Regions from separate parts of the Mus musculus genome. Here region 2 is linked to region 1. The links are chromatin loops, found by intact Hi-C in ENCODE. Cell type or tissue: left cerebral cortex. All regions are shown on one strand.

The links. A loop is a pair of places that touch in the nucleus more often than their neighbours do. Peaks named below come from ENCODE experiments on the same cell type or tissue, not always from the same donor. Only the 100,000 strongest peaks of a DNase experiment are listed, where the experiment ranks them.
Region 2: it touches region 1 in a loop (5-fold over the local background); 3 of 42 quality-filtered maps call a loop at or near these places.

Annotation. Positions count from the first base shown.
Region 1 is chr19:31,078,926-31,086,925 of GRCm38, forward strand. The region is part of intron 3 of Prkg1 (protein kinase, cGMP-dependent, type I); the gene reads right to left. Cstf2t (cleavage stimulation factor, 3' pre-RNA subunit 2, tau) reads left to right here and starts at 3,916. Exons shown (of 1, transcript NM_031249.2): 1 at 3,916-7,667. The coding sequence starts at 4,141. The coding sequence ends at 6,039. In left cerebral cortex, no CTCF peak of the experiment used is centred here; DNase peaks (open chromatin) are centred at 1,073, 3,278, 3,902 and 4,576; H3K4me3 peaks cover 2,241 bases; H3K27ac peaks cover 1,069 bases.
Region 2 is chr19:31,659,536-31,667,535 of GRCm38, forward strand. Prkg1 (protein kinase, cGMP-dependent, type I) reads right to left here and starts at 4,835. Exons shown (of 18, transcript NM_011160.3): 1 at 4,436-4,835. The coding sequence starts at 4,746. In left cerebral cortex, no CTCF peak of the experiment used is centred here; DNase peaks (open chromatin) are centred at 2,600, 3,110, 3,506, 4,125 and 4 more places; H3K4me3 peaks cover 3,909 bases; H3K27ac peaks cover 2,624 bases.

The DNA of each region.
Region 1 (8,000 bases):
AGTGCACTGGTCAGCCAGAGAAAAGTACACAAAGTGATGAGGGATGAGTAGCAAAAACGAAGCTCCATTTAGAGGATGTTAAAGGTAGGAAGACCAGATGCCACACACAGGTGAAAAGGATTGAAAAGCTCAGCTGGAAGCTAACTCAATATGATTGGCTTTTATGAGCCTCTGCTATCAAGAGGCAAAAAGAAGCCTACTGACTTTACTATCACAACTCTTTTCATGAATTTCATTGTCAGAGCTGTTATACTAAGTTCCATCACATGATAGCCATGCATCTTAGCTTGCTTCTAGGTCATAAAAAAAAACCCACCAAGTCCCAATGTCAAATCTTGGCCAAGTGCAGCTGCTGTCTGAATCGCTTCTGTTCCATTTGTCTGCAATAGATTGTGAGCCATCCCGCAGTACCATTTCTACCAGGAAGCCTTCTTTAGAAATATAGATCTTTCTGGATTACTTTATTCCATTTCTAGATACTTCACCGCATCCTTAAAAATTGTCTCCTGGAGGAATTATCATCGATCTAAGAATAAGACAATAGGCATCCTGGCAGCAGGCAGTTACAATTGGGACTGTGCCATTTAATGTCTCTGGTTTCTTTCTAGGTTAAATGGTTTGTTAATACTCAAACTCTAAAGAAATTTTAAATCATTCAAATAGTGAAATAATCGGAACTCCACAGATTAAGCTTCAGGGACTGAGGCTACACAGGTGAACAAAACAAAACAACAAAAACAAAAGAAACCCAAATAAACAAGCAAAAAAACACCTCATCTATACATATTAACCTATCATCTACATATTGATTGTATGATTCTCCCCTTGAAGTGGGATAGTTCTCCAATTACGAACTTCATTAAATTACCTTTAGGCTTCAGCAAACAGAATCTGTGTTTCTTATATGAGAGGCATGGAAAACTTTCGTTTTTGAGGTGATATTTTTTACTTGTGAGTCTGATAAAACAGTACACAAAACTCATGCAGAGAATTTGTTCTAACAAATTGGTTTTCACACTGCTGAACTGTCGGTGTTTGGAAAGATATTTATGGAATAAGAAATGTGAGGCAGATGGTCAAGGGATAAAAAGACCTACATATTTCCTTGAGTGATTTTATAGATGCAAAGTCACAATTCTACTAAGAGGCAAAAGATTTACTATCAACAGAAAGGTCCGGATGACGAACTACTTGAATCCAAGGGAAAATTGAATTATTTTTAAGCTACAGGAAGGGGGAGGGACTAGAAAAAAACTTTGTGGAGTGTTTCGCTTATTCCTTAAGAGACCAAGACAAATAAAAAATGTCCCTGGGGATTATAATTTAGTAGTAGACTTGAGGTCCTCAAGTTAATTCTCAGAAGGGTAAAACTTTTCAAAATATCTTAAGAATATGTCTAGATTTGATATGCTTTATCTATAGTGAACTCTTTTAAAGTGTATCTTATTTATTTATGTTTTGAGGGCCTCACAGAGTATCTACAACGAGCTTGAAACTAGATATGTAAACCAAGCTGTCCTGGAAGTGTCTCAAATACTCAGATTAAAGGTGTGATCCACCATACCCAGTTTATGGTGAATTTTATTTTATTTAGTGTTTTAATATACTTTACAGACTCACAAAGACTACAGTATTTACAATTTTGTGTAGAATTTCATCTCTGAAAATAGCTAAAAGGAGAGGGGAGGTTTTACATATATCCCGGGTTTGCCTACAACTCAGTATATAGTCCATGCTATCCTTGAGCTCAAAATGAGCCTGAGCCTGTCTTAGGCTTTCCAGACTTGTGTGACCACCCCTGCTGTAAATACCACATTTGCCAAATATGTCAGAGATTTGGGTGGTTTTGTTGGTTAGTCTTGTTTGTTGAAAACACGTACATTTTTAGTCAAGGCAGTTAGTTTTTTTTTTTAAGATTTATTTATTTATTATATGTAAGTGTAGCTGTCTTCAGACACTCCAGAAGATGGAGTCAGATCTCATTATGGATGGTTGTGAGCCACCATGTGGTTGCTGGGATTTGAACTCTGGACCTTCAGAAGAGCAGTCGGGTGCTCCTTACCTACTGAGCCATCTTACCAGCCTGGCAGTTAGTTTTTAATTTGACTGATAGATGCTCAAAGTAATTCAGAGTAAATATTAAACACCATTTCTTTTCTTTCTTTCTTCTCTTCCTTCTTTCTTTCTTTCTTTCTTCTTTCTTTCCTTCCTTCCTTTTTTTTTTTTTTGTCTTTTGGGTTTTTTTGTTTGTTTGTTTGTTTTGTTTTGTTTTGTTTTTTGAGACAGGGTTTCTCTGTGTAGCCCTGGCTGTCCTGGAACTCACTCTGTAGACCAGGCTGGCCTTGAACTCAGAAACCCGCCTGCCTCTGCCTCCCGAGTGCTGGGATTAAAGGCGTGCGCCACCACCGCCCGGCTTAAACACCATTTCTACAAGGGACTAAGCTGATAGTATTTAACAGACACAAGTGTTAAAGTGTTGAGTGTCTCTCAGTGTGCCATCACCAGCTTGGAACTAGACATAAAGAGCTCCGGGATGTCCTGGAAGTATCCCAAGTGCTAGGATTAAAGATGAGCCGCCATGCCTAATTTATGGTGAATGTTTTATTTAATGTTTTAAAACCTTTAAGTATCTCATAGGCCCCACGTGTTGCTTTGTTTGTTGGTTACTGTGTTTTCTTTGACCATCAGGTAAAGATAAGGCTTGTGGTGCTTGCCTCTAATCCCAGCATACACTGGGAGAAGCAGGAGGATTGCAAATTTGAAGACAGCTTAAACTACATACACAGTGAATTTTTCAGGCCAACCTGGGCTGTAGAAGGGCCCTGTATTAAAATAACAAAATTTGTTTTAGTATACCTGATAACTTAATTTATTGAATTAATTGACAACTGAATGTAAAAATATACCATCTACATTAACATAACACATATCTGGGTGTAGTGGCCCACTCCTTTAAGCCCAGCACTTGGAAGGCAGAGGTAGGTGGATCTCTTGAGTTCAACGCCAGCCTCATCTACAGACTAAGTTCTAGGGCAGCCAGGGCTACACAGACAAACTCTGTCTCAAAAAACAAAAACAAAACCAAGAACAAAACAAAATATAAACCATGATATTTTTTGAATTTTTTTCCAAGTTAAAACAGTGAAAATTATGTTTGGTCATTTAAAATAAAATGGCAGTATTTAAAGTACAAAACTGGCAAGAGAAGTGGGCGGTGGTGGTGCACACCTTTAAGCCCAGCGGAGGATTCTGGGAGCTGGAGGTCAGCCTGCGCTCCAGGATAGGACTACATAGAGACCTTGTCTCTAAATAATAAATAAAATCACAACTACTTATATGTGTACAATAAAAGTTTAGTCGATTAATCCAGACTCTGCAGTCATACTTTTTAGTTAATTCCACTTTAGCATTGATGTCAATTAAAATTTGTAAGGGGAGAGAGAAATGATCACACAACAACCTGCGCACACAGAAGATACCAGGGAAGACCCTGGACTTGGTAACAGTTTGAACAAGCCATAGCTTGGGGGCGGGGCTGCGGCTGACAGAAGCGCTATTTTATCTTTGCGATAATTATGTTTAATGTTGTTAAGCTATTTTAAGGGATAAATAACAATATTTTTACCTCATAATATTGGATATAATTTTAAATATTTCTATTATCCTACACTAAACGAAAGCTGTGAAAACACATTAAGCCTTAAATCAGCTTCCGGCTTGCGGTTTCCCGCCGGTGGAACGCAATGAAAACAGCCCCGAGTGTGTGGAAACACAGACGCTGCCGGTTACCCCATGGAAGCCCGATCGGCCATTTTTAATGAGGTCAGTCGTAGTGCATCCTGTGCCCGCAGGAAGCGGGGGCGGGACGCCGGGAAAACTCGACCAATAGGACCATGGAACGGAATCCTGTTGTCAGTAAGTAGGCGCGGACAACCGAGCTCACGGCCCGGGGCGGAAGGCGTTAGATAAATTAGTCCGGTCTCAGGAAGCAGTGTCTGCGGCCTAACGGAACTACAGATTCCTAACAGAAAGGTTTCTGTCCGGAGCTTGCTATCTGCTTCCGTTACAGAGCGGAAGTGTGGTTCGCCAGAGGACGACCCTTAGACGAATTCAATCTCCGCTGTCCTCTCGGCAGCAATCATGTCGAGTTTGGCGGTCAGAGACCCAGCCATGGATCGATCGCTGCGTTCGGTGTTCGTGGGGAACATTCCGTATGAGGCGACGGAGGAGCAGTTAAAGGACATTTTCTCAGAGGTTGGTTCAGTTGTCAGTTTCCGTCTCGTCTACGATAGAGAGACTGGGAAGCCCAAGGGTTATGGCTTCTGCGAGTACCAAGACCAGGAGACTGCGCTCAGTGCCATGCGAAACCTCAATGGGCGAGAGTTTAGTGGGAGAGCGCTTCGGGTGGACAATGCCGCCAGCGAAAAGAACAAGGAGGAGTTAAAGAGCTTAGGCCCGGCGGCCCCCATCATTGACTCCCCCTATGGGGACCCTATCGACCCAGAAGATGCTCCAGAATCGATTACTAGAGCAGTCGCCAGCTTGCCCCCAGAGCAGATGTTTGAGCTCATGAAGCAGATGAAGTTGTGTGTCCAGAACAGTCACCAGGAAGCTCGAAACATGCTACTTCAGAACCCACAGTTGGCGTATGCTTTGCTGCAGGCACAAGTGGTGATGAGAATCATGGATCCAGAGATTGCACTGAAAATTTTGCATCGTAAGATACATGTCACACCACTGATCCCAGGCAAATCTCAGCCGGTCTCTGGGCCTGGCCCTGGTGGGCCTGGGCCTAGTGGGCCTGGCGGCCCTGGCCCCGGCCCTGCCCCTGGCCTCTGCCCGGGACCTAACGTCATGTTGAACCAACAGAATCCTCCTGCCCCTCAGCCTCAGCATCTGCCAAGAAGACCTGTGAAGGACATTCCACCTCTGATGCAGACCTCTATCCAGGGAGGAATTCCAGCTCCGGGGCCAATACCAGCTGCAGTTCCTGGACCTGGACCTGGTTCCTTAACTCCAGGAGGAGCAATGCAGCCACAAGTTGGCATGCCAGTGGTTGGTCCAGTGCCCCTGGAGCGAGGACAGATGCAGATATCAGATCCTAGACCTCCGATGCCTCGTGGACCCATGCCTTCTGGTGGCATACCTCCTCGAGGACTACTGGGAGATGCTCCAAATGACCCACGTGGAGGGACTTTGCTCTCAGTGACTGGAGAAGTAGAGCCCAGGGGCTATATGGGACCACCCCATCAGGGTCCTCCAATGCATCATGGTCATGACAACCGTGGCCCTGCCTCACATGATATGAGAGGAGGACCATTGGCAGCAGATCCCAGAATGCTAATTGGAGAGCCCAGAGGTCCCATGATAGATCAGAGAGGTCTACCTATGGATGGTAGAGGAGGTAGAGAATCTCGAGGGATGGAGACTCGGCCCATGGAAACTGAGGTCTTGGAGCCACGAGGAATGGAGAGAAGGATGGAGACCTGCGCGATGGAAACCAGAGGCATGGATGCAAGAGGACTAGAGATGAGGGGCCCTGGCCCTAGTTCCAGAGGTCCGATGACTGGTGGAATCCAGGGTCCTGGCCCTATTAATATGGGGGCAGGTGGCCCTCAGGGACCTAGACAGGTTCCAAATATTGCAGGAGTGGGAAATCCTGGAGGTACCATGCAGGGGGCAGGTATACAAGGAGGAGGGATGCAGGGAGCAGGTATGCAAGGAGGAGGGATGCAAGGAGCAGGCATGCAAGGAGGAGGGATGCAGGGAGCTGGCATGCAAGCAGGGATGCAGGGAGCTAGCATGCAAGGAGGGATGCAGGGAGCTGGCATGCAAGGAGCCAGTAAGCAAGGTGGAGGCCAGCCTAGCAGTTTTAGCCCTGGGCAAAGCCAGGTAACTCCACAAGATCAAGAAAAAGCAGCTTTGATCATGCAGGTTCTCCAGCTGACTGCGGATCAGATTGCCATGCTGCCTCCCGAACAAAGGCAGAGCATTTTGATTTTAAAGGAACAAATCCAGAAATCCACTGGGGCTTCTTGAATGGTTTTCAACTAAGAAGCACTTAGTTACTCCTTCAGAGTTTATTCTGTGGCATGAAGTGGTGCAAAAAGCTGTCTTCTGTGTTCGCACACTTTAACCATTTAAGGTTTCCTTCTCCCTAGATCTTAATCTTTCTTCTAGTCCTGTCACTTTCTGCTTCCCTTTTAGCTTTTTGATGGAGGTTATGGAGTGGAAGGAGTGGGCCTGTTCACTTTGTCACTGTTACTCTACCACGTACCCTGAAAATAACTACATCATCCACCAAGTAAGGCTATGAGGAAGATGCAGGAGGAATAACATGTCTGCACTTTGTTAACTGCGTCTTTAAAAATCCCGAGTAAGCTGGGAACTACATAAAAATTGAAAGTGACTTGTTACAGTATTGATATACTAAGATGGTTTAAAGGTTTTTGGTTGTATATTAACTGAATGTCAGCATCTTAAGATACACTTTTTGGTAAACCAAAATACTGTAGAGTAATAAGATTAATGTTTAGTTATTTTGGAATTATTTTGAAATATTGGAGCTAACAGTCTGTGGTGTAGATGTAGGGTTTTTTTTGTTTTTGTTTTTTTTTTTTTAAGCATTGTTATCTGTAAAAAGGTAATTTTCATTTACCTGACTTTTTTGAGACAACTAATATTCTTGCCTGGTCCCACCTGGTGATTTTGCAGAATAGTTGTAGTGTCAGCTGAATTATATAAAGCCGCCTCTGAGGAGACTCAAGTGATTTCCTAATACATTTCTCTAAAAAAATTCTTAAGCACCAAGTCTGGTTGTAAGTAGTTTTTTCATGTCATCTGAAAATAGCAGTTAGACATGGGGTCGGACTTTCTTGAGTAATGGAGGGTTTTTCAGTAAAGCTCCCACCCAGGTTCTTGATAAACCACTATCCATACGCAGATGGAATCCATTTGGTCAGCAGGAATCAGAAGTTAAAAAATCTTAGTCTTCGAATTTTGACGTGTCTTACAGTTTGATAACTTTCACAAAGTACTTTCCTGCCATCAGCTTAACTAGAACTGAGGCCCAAGTGATCTGACAGCTCTGCTCAACTTAGTATTTTATTTCTTAGAACTCTCAAGAGCCATTTGGTCATAACATACATTCCTATCAGATGTGTTTTAAAATAAGGAGTGTGGAATTTAATACATTTCCTTTAGAGCTACCATACTATTTTTTGACATTAAGTGTGTGGCACCTAGACACCATGTCATATCTAGTTAATGAGCAGAAACAAGCACAAGTTCCCACTTGACCAAGTGATAGTCCTCTGTAGGAAACTAACTACCCAGCTACAGAGGGAAGAGTAGCCTTAGGGAGAGAGCTGACCCAAGGGTCTACTTTGTCCTTGGAAAGTTTGAGCATTTTCAGTGTACAGAGTTTTCATTCCTAGGCTATTTTCCATCGACTTAGTTTTTTGTGCTAGTGTTAAACTCTCTGTGGTTTCCTCTGCTTCTCCTTTGCTGAAGTTGGTTTGTGTTTTGTACTTTTGTGCTAGTTCTGGCTAATTCCAATTGCTTGCTTTCGAAATTGCGGTTGCTAGCCCAAAACTTCTTATAGTCTTTGTTATAAGAAAATCTCTGCATTGTTTAATGAAAATTAAATAAAAAGGTTGTATAATTAAGGTATTTTGTATGTTTCATTTTATTTAATACACCAGGAACTTTTTAAGAGATACATGAATACGTACGTAGAAAAAGGTGAAACTAAGGAAACTGGTGAAAATACCTTTAATTATTCTTTATGTAGTTCAACAGCTGGAATACTACAAAGACACTGCCAGTCCATTGTGATACCTCCCACGTCAGACATGCTGTGTCCTTTGGAATACTGTGTTCCAGGTTCTTAAGCACTGAGAGCATTTGTACTGGGAAGGATTGTGTTCACTTTACTCACAGCCCCCAAGTTGTACTTGTAATAGAAAACAGGGGACCTGGGAAGCACCTTACTCATTTGA
Region 2 (8,000 bases), 580 kb after region 1:
TGATCCAGTATAACATGATAAAGCCTTTGTACAGACTTCTGTTTCACTGCATAGGCTGTAATGTCAAATTAATGTTCAAACTTAAATTGGAAAGTATTATAATAACCTTAGGTCAGACCTTAACTCCCCCACGGAAGCAGGGGAGATGAATTTCAATAACTAACAAGATTGCATTCCCATCTACATCAGTCTGCCCAGATATGTGAAGAATCTGCAGAGCTGGCCTATGGCGGATAACTCGGCTGTTTTCCATGAGAACACGCAGAAAGGTACTTGGCTTCTTCAAGAGTCTTCATCGCCTGCTTTTTAGCTAGGTTAGATATTCTTACCTAGTTGCTGTAGTTATAGTGGAAGGTTAGAACCGAGAGCTTCACCACTAATAACTAGCACTTGATCACACATGCGCGTGTACACACACACACACACACACACACACACACATACACACACACACACACACATACGATTCTGGATCATTCTAAAAAACAAGTTTCTCTTATTACACTTTATAAGACCATAGAACCTGAGATACTCCGTCCCCTCTATGGCACTCCACTAAAGCTGCTGGTTACCACCATTCTCTGGATGTACCCTGTCTCTGATGATGGCTAGGGTTTGTATCATCCCTCACTCCCTTCCATGCTCCCCTCACAGTATAAAGGGCTTACATCATAGCAGTCTTCCCAAGTCCTACAATGCAATAGCATGTCCTTCAGAGGAGTTCCTGATAGCATACAGTTCAATGGGAGCCACAGAAGCCACCAACTCTTTTTGTGAACTGGGCTGCATTTCGCGTCACTCAGCGTTCTGAAATATTTACTTGTACGTACGACATTGTTGGGTCCCTTGGTAACTCTTTATTAACAAGGGTTCTGTGCCTTACAGTATTTTTCCATGTGGCAGGTATTATCTCATACAACTATTGGGCTGATTTGCAAGGCTCATTTGAAGTGTAATACTGTGAAGAAATCTATGTTTTAATATTAGGCTACTTATAACAACACTGGAATTGTGTGATTCCATGACTTCCTTTAAAATTAAACACATAGCATTTAAGGAGATCCTGTTTCTCTTGGAATACATAATATTAAGGTTTAGACAATCACTCAGGGTCTTCTATGTTTTAATTCCTCCCTAATAGGAAACTATGTGTCTCCTTTACCTCCGATGCTTCCAGACTATTTCACAGTCACAAAAATGAAACAGAACAGAACCTGTCATCTCCCTCTCTGAAGTGAAGCCACCTCAGGGGTAAAAAGCAACAGCTTTACAAAAACACACAAGACATTAACAAGTTTTGATGGGAATTCAAGTCAAGATCGTCCAATCAAAATGACACGGAAGGCGGTGACAGCAAAATGGAAAAGGTTTGGGAACAGCGAGTACCTCTTTAGGAATGAAATGTCATGAAATAGAAGTTCATGTGAACCGTCGGCTGGCCTGATCTCACGGACTAGATGACTAGCTTTGTTTGTATGTTCCATTGTTAAGGGGGCCCTTTTGCCTGATGTGTTTTGGAACAGAGTCTAGTGGTTTTACATTCTTAAATAGTTCATTGGCAGAAGTATAAACAGATTCCAACTCACTACACCAGACCTTCCCCTCACATTCATAAATAACCTAAGATGGGTTAAAAGGCTATAACCATACAGACTACGGAAGACCAACATCCCCACTGAACCTCACAGGTGCAGCACAAGTGTCTTCCCCTGTAGTAGAGTCTGACAGAGGCTCTCTTCCAGGTCTCCCCTTAAAGGGAAAATTCCAACTAAAAATTGTCGAGATGATAAAAGTTATCGGGTTACTTTACATTTTGTACTGCTTTTTATACTCAGACAACCAGTTGTTTGTTAGGAAACAAAAAGGAGTTTTAAAACCTTGTAATTCTCAAAAGGCAGCCACAGTAAGGAAATGGTAGATGGTTCACCTCAATCACCAGATAACCGAAGAGAGCATCAACTGCTCAGTTAACTGCATCTCCTGGAAAGACAACCCAAAACTAAGGGGAGCATGCAGCTAAATCAATTTCAGTCTACTTACATACTTTTGCCTCAACCATAACTTAATCTTCAGGAAAGTGATTACATTTAAGTTCCACTAAAGATTAAAACCATAAACACTTGTTGCCAGCAAGTCAGAATAATAAAATGATTCAAGCAATATACATTGAAATGCAAAACAAACAAAAAAAGTTTTTAGATTGGCACATTGTCTTAGTTCTATGTGAAGCTATCTTGTCCAGCCACTTTAACCACATAGGATAATAACTGTTTTGCATATAATATACTTGATTTCCTCTAAGAAAAGTACACTACCACTCAAGGCAATTTTATTCTGGCTTCCTTTATATACGTGTTAAAAAAAGAACAGATGTTTTTCAAAAAATATTTAAAGTTGGAAGGAATCTTACCATTTTCTCCAATATAATCCTTCAGAATTACAAAACTCACAGGGCAATACCACCTTAGCAACCTAGCCTGTTAAAGGTATCAAATAAACACAGGCGTGCAAAGCCTGGTTCAACAGATACAGTGTCCTACAGAGATGCTACAAGTATGTTCTTCTCTAGTTTTACTTTCCACTGGGAATGTTTATAAAAACATGAGGGTTTTGTGTCACACACCAATAGTCAAAAGTCTTCTAAATGTACCACATTCTGTAGTTCATTCCCCTTGCCTGGATTTCTTTAGGCTTTCTCAAATAGAATGCTTAACTAGAGTTATCAGCTGGGTTGATCATACTGAGTCTAAAAGTCTATTAAAATGGTCTTTTTTTTTTTTAAATAAGAGCAGACTTTGTTCTGGGTTACTCCAAAGTCCTGCAGATACTAAAATGACAATCCTATAGAATAGTTAAAGATACAAAAAGCTGCCTCTGAGTTATATTTTCATTATGCAAAACTTGGCCCAGGAGACATGGCCATGTACCTTGTTAGCTGAAACAGGCGAACATGCCAGGGACTGCAAATTAATTTACCAAAGAAAGCTCCAATGGATTCGGTTCACTCAGGTTTCTAAGACAAATTGAAATCAGCTCATCTATCATGGTAACACGGTCAGGTCGAAATCTCAGAAATATTTCTCCTTATCAACTCTCCCCTACTCCACAGAATCCAAACTCCGTCTTTAGCTAAGCCCGTAAATGACTCATGGGGTAGGGAGGGCCAGCATGTATAGATTTGACTTTTAAGTTCTCAAAAGTGTATGTAATGTGTACTTCTGAGCCCTTCCATCCAAGAAATACAAATGGCAATAACCAAGCATTTACTTTCTCTTCTTATGAATCCCCTGTGTTTATGAAGTAAAGGGTTCCCAGGGACCTTCTGTTATTATGTAACATGTGTCATCCAGCCGTGTTATGTAGTTAAGAGCAGGACAACAGAATCCTCTGCTTTACCAATTATGTCATTACTATTAATTAAAATGCCATTCAGATGGTGTTCTGGTTCTGTTGCTGTCCCATCCCTGCTGTTCACTCTCCATATGGACTCTGGGCTCGAGTGTTGTGTAACAAGTTTCATTCAGGGTCCCCATCCAAGTTATGAATCCTACTGACACTAAAACTACACTGCTCTCTAACACACAAGAACTGCTAGCAGCACAGTGGCTTGAGACCTGAATGTGAGACACAGCTTGGTCCCCACTGGAAATAGCATGTGCTTGACTACACTGTCCCTGAAAACACATTAACCCTCTGGGGGGAAATGAAAGTGTTCATTGGGAACCATGTGAAAATTCTTTTAGGAAAAACAAGTAATATTCTCTCTTGGATATTATGAAAACATTGTTTTTTAAAAAAAAAATCAACAGACTAGGTTTCCATTTATGGATTGTAAATGTCATCCAACTCAGGAAAATTTTAAAAATTCTTCTGTTTTATATGTATATTTTCTTATTCTTTTACACTTTGATGGTGACAGAACCTCAGGTTTGAACGGTACCAGCATGAAGCGCCGGCGGCATGTAGAAAAATCCAGGAGAGCCACAAGAGCTTGGAAAGTCAGGGTAATATCAACGCATTTCATTTCAGTCTGATGAGCCTGCAGTTAGGATTTTCCGGCTGGCCAGGTTGGCTGGGGCTTTGGGGAAGAAGGGGATTCTGGTTCCTCCGTTCAACAGCCACTCACACACACGGTCAGACACACACCTGGGGCGCGTCCAAACTATGTACAGTAGGTGGCATATATGAACGTATATGTATGTATATTTTAAAAATACCTTGGCATCTGACAAAGACACGAAGGCAACGGATGTGCAGGGAGTCTGGCCCTGAGAAACGTGCACAGCCCCTCAAGAAGTGCCGTGAAAATGAGACATTTCTGAGGATGAGGACAGACATGGCAAGCGGGAGGGGCAGGGGCCGACAGACAATACAGAGACCCGCAGCTTCCCACCGCCTGGGCGCCACATGGACCCGGGCGCGTAACCCTGCTTACTGTGGGCTCTTGGGGTAGAAGGGCAGGGTCACGTGGCTGAGATCCTGGATGTCGAAGGCGGTGGGCTCCGCGGAGATCGCCTGGCGCTTGGTGCGCGGTTCACCCTGCAAGGTGCTGGCGCTCTGCTTCTGCGCCTGCTGGGTGGCCGGCCGGATCACCGAGCGATACTTGTCCAGTTCGTTCTGCAGCTTCTGGATCAGTTCGTCCTTCTGATCCAACTCCAGCTCCAGCTCATCGATGAGAGCATCCCGCTGCCTCAGCTCCTCGATCTTCTCCTGGAGCGCATACTGTAAATCCCGCAGGGTGCCCATGCTCCTCCGGGCTGCCGGGGGCTCCTGCCTGCCGCTGCTCCGCGTCTTGGGGCTTCCTCCCCTCTCGGATCAACTTTCCCTAAAGTCGCCGCTGCCTCGCGAGTGCAAAAGCTTCCCTCGACTTGAGACCAAAGCCAAGCCTGGCTTCTGAGCATGCCCAGTCCGCCGCTCCAGCCACAGAGAGTTTCAGTGTGCAGATTCCACTTCTCCGGGTTTAGGGATGAGCAAAACAGGTCCAGCCCAGGATGAACCTGAAAGGCGGTGGGAGCCGCGGCGCTTTGGGGAGCAAAGCCCGGAGGCGCAGTGACCCACGGGCGGGAGGAGGGAGACTGGGCTCGGAGGCGGTGGCTGCTCGGCTCGGGTCACCAACGCCGGGTGCCAAAGGAAGCCAGCGATGTGTGTGGGGAGCCTGATAAAGCTCGGGGGCGCTGGGGCTGTGCGGGCGGAGCGAGGCTGGAGCGCTACTTCGGAGGTGGAGAGGTGGGAGGGAGAGGACCAGGAGCAAACTGGAGGCGTCAGCGGGCTCCGGGCTACAGAATGTGGGGCTAGGTTCCTGGCGACCAAGGGAGACAGAGCAGACTGTGCGTGCTAACAGCTTTGACTTCTGGAGGGATTGTGACCGCAGCCTCACAGAGGAAAACAGTGTGGCTGAGCGCTTGCGTCCTCCACAGCACCTTTCCCACGGGGAGCGCCTCACACAGGTGTCTAGGGTTTGCAAAGAAACTTGCCTCTCCAAAGGTGAGAGCTTACAGTGCCTGGGAGGGATTTCCACGGGCGTCCAGGTGCCTTTGAGGAAGGTTAGGATGGGTATCTGACCTCCGCCCCCAAGCCTTTCCACACTCCTAATTTTCCCTATTCTTGCCTGCCAAACTTAGATCAATGAATTCGTCTAGGGGCAAAAGCCAAAACCCCAAAGGATTTTGGGCCGGAGCAGGCCTCTCAGCAGCTCCCTGGTCCCTCCCATTTGTGCTAGTATCAATTGCGGAATGGTTCCCTAGAGGCCTGGCTTCTTCCATTTGCTGGATTTGGTGAAGTGGGTGGGGGCTTAAAAAACACAGCGGAGTTCCAAAACATTCTTTCAGAAAGGGAACCATACCTTTTCAACGTTACTTTCCTAACAGCCCAGGAGTTAATGAGAAAATTTTGCCAACTTTGGGGAAGAGGTAAGATCAACAAAGGATGGGAAAACTACAGGAGCTGTAATTGCACTGTCCCACCCACTACACTAGCTCTCAACCCAACCACTTCACCAGCCAGAACCAACTGCTCAGTGTGGGCTAAACTGCTAGCAAGAAGGCGGCATTCTTTCAGTCCAAGAATTGGTCTCTCATCTTGGGAACACTTATTTAGAATACCCAAAATATTTACCTAATGCTTACATAAGTGCCTAATAGTTAACTAAACCTTCACCAGCTTGTCCAAACTTATAGCTTAAAAAGAAAGAAAGAAAGAAAGGGAACCTTTAAACTTGCTATTCTTTCACACTCCGTGTTATAATTCTCATATTCTATCTACCCACCCTTTAACACTTAAACGAAACAGATAGAAAATTCATTAAAACTAAGTTGCAATACAAAACTTCTGCCTGAAATCTCAAATTAGCCAAGGACACAAATCTCTCTTAAACAACAACAACAACAACAAAAACGTTGCCTATTTATTTCCTCAAATGGCCAACATTTTCTATCTGAGCTAAGAAAGCTGGAAAGAGAAAGCCTACTAGCCACTAGCACATTAACAAAACTTCTTCCACAAAGACTATGATGTAGTTCTCTCTACAGATGGAGCCATGTGTATTCCTTACAACCAGAAGCTTTGAATTCGCTTCAGAGTACAATGTAAAAAGTCCACAGGACAGGAAATATTTTCAAAAGATAGCAGTTAAATAATAGTTCTGAATTAACTGTTATTTCTCTTAAAAGTCATCTTGAGCAGAAGTCTGCAACATTGTGTGACTAATTGCATCCTGCAGCATCTTCCCTCTGGGACAGTTTCCTCCTCTCAGGCAAAGATCCAGAACTTCAGTTAACCTGTGGGAATTCTCAACTTCTCTGGGAAAATGCTTAATGCTATTTTTTCTTACGGCTTTATTCTTGGGGTCTACAAACCCAGGAGTTTACATATAAACATGCATCACAAGCAACAGATACTTTGTTTTTAGTCTCTCTTAATTAATGTCTCCCAGCAGAAGATACAAAATATATTGCTTGTATAGAGCTTGTCTACAAGGAAGAGAAGGGGGGAAGAAGAAAACGAATAAAGTGATTCTCCACCTCACAAAACTATGTTTCCAACAGCACTCCAGCCATACATATTCAGCACTGTTATCAAAACGGAGGTTTTTCAGTACTAAACTGTACTTAAGTGAGGGACCCACACACAAGCTTTAGCATAAATACAAGTTACAGTCTCATTCTCAAAATTCTAAAGGTTCTCCATGGTGGATTCACCCTTAAGAATCGGGGATCTCATTCCTATCTTCTTGTACTAAGGTCAAATCTAAGTAGATCAAGGAACTCCACATAAAACCAGAGACAGTGAAACATAGAGGAGAAAGTGGGGAGAAGCCTCGAAGAGATGGGCACAGGGGAAAAATTCCTGAATAGAACAGCAATGGCTTGTGCTGTAAGATCGAGAATCGACAAATGGGACCTCATAAAATTGCAAAGCTTCTATAAGGCAAAAGACACCGTCAATAAGACAAAAAGGCCACCAACAGATTGGGAAAGGATCTTTACCTATCCTAAATCAGATAGGGGACTAATATCTAATATATATAAAGAACTCAAGAAGGTGGACTCCAGAAAATCAAATAACCCCATTAAAAAATGGGGCTCAGAGCTAAACAAAGAATTCTCACCCGAGGAATACCGAATGGCTGAGAAGCACTTGAAAAAATGTTCAGCATCCTTAATCATCAGAGAAATGCAAATCAAAAGAACCCTGAGATTCCACCTCACACCAGTCAGAATGGCTAAGATCAAAAATTCAGGTGACAGCAGATGCTGGTGAGGATGTGGAGAAAGAGGAACACTCCTCCATTGTTGGTGGGATTGCAAGCTTGTACAACCACTCTGGAAATCAGTCTGGCGGTTCCTCAGAAAATTGGACATAGTACTACCAGAGGATCCCACAATACCTCTCCTGGGCATATACCAGAAGATGTTCCAACTGGTAAGAAGGACACATGCTCCACTATGTTCATAGCAGCCTTATTTATAATAGCCAAAGCTGGAAAGAACCCAGATGCCCCT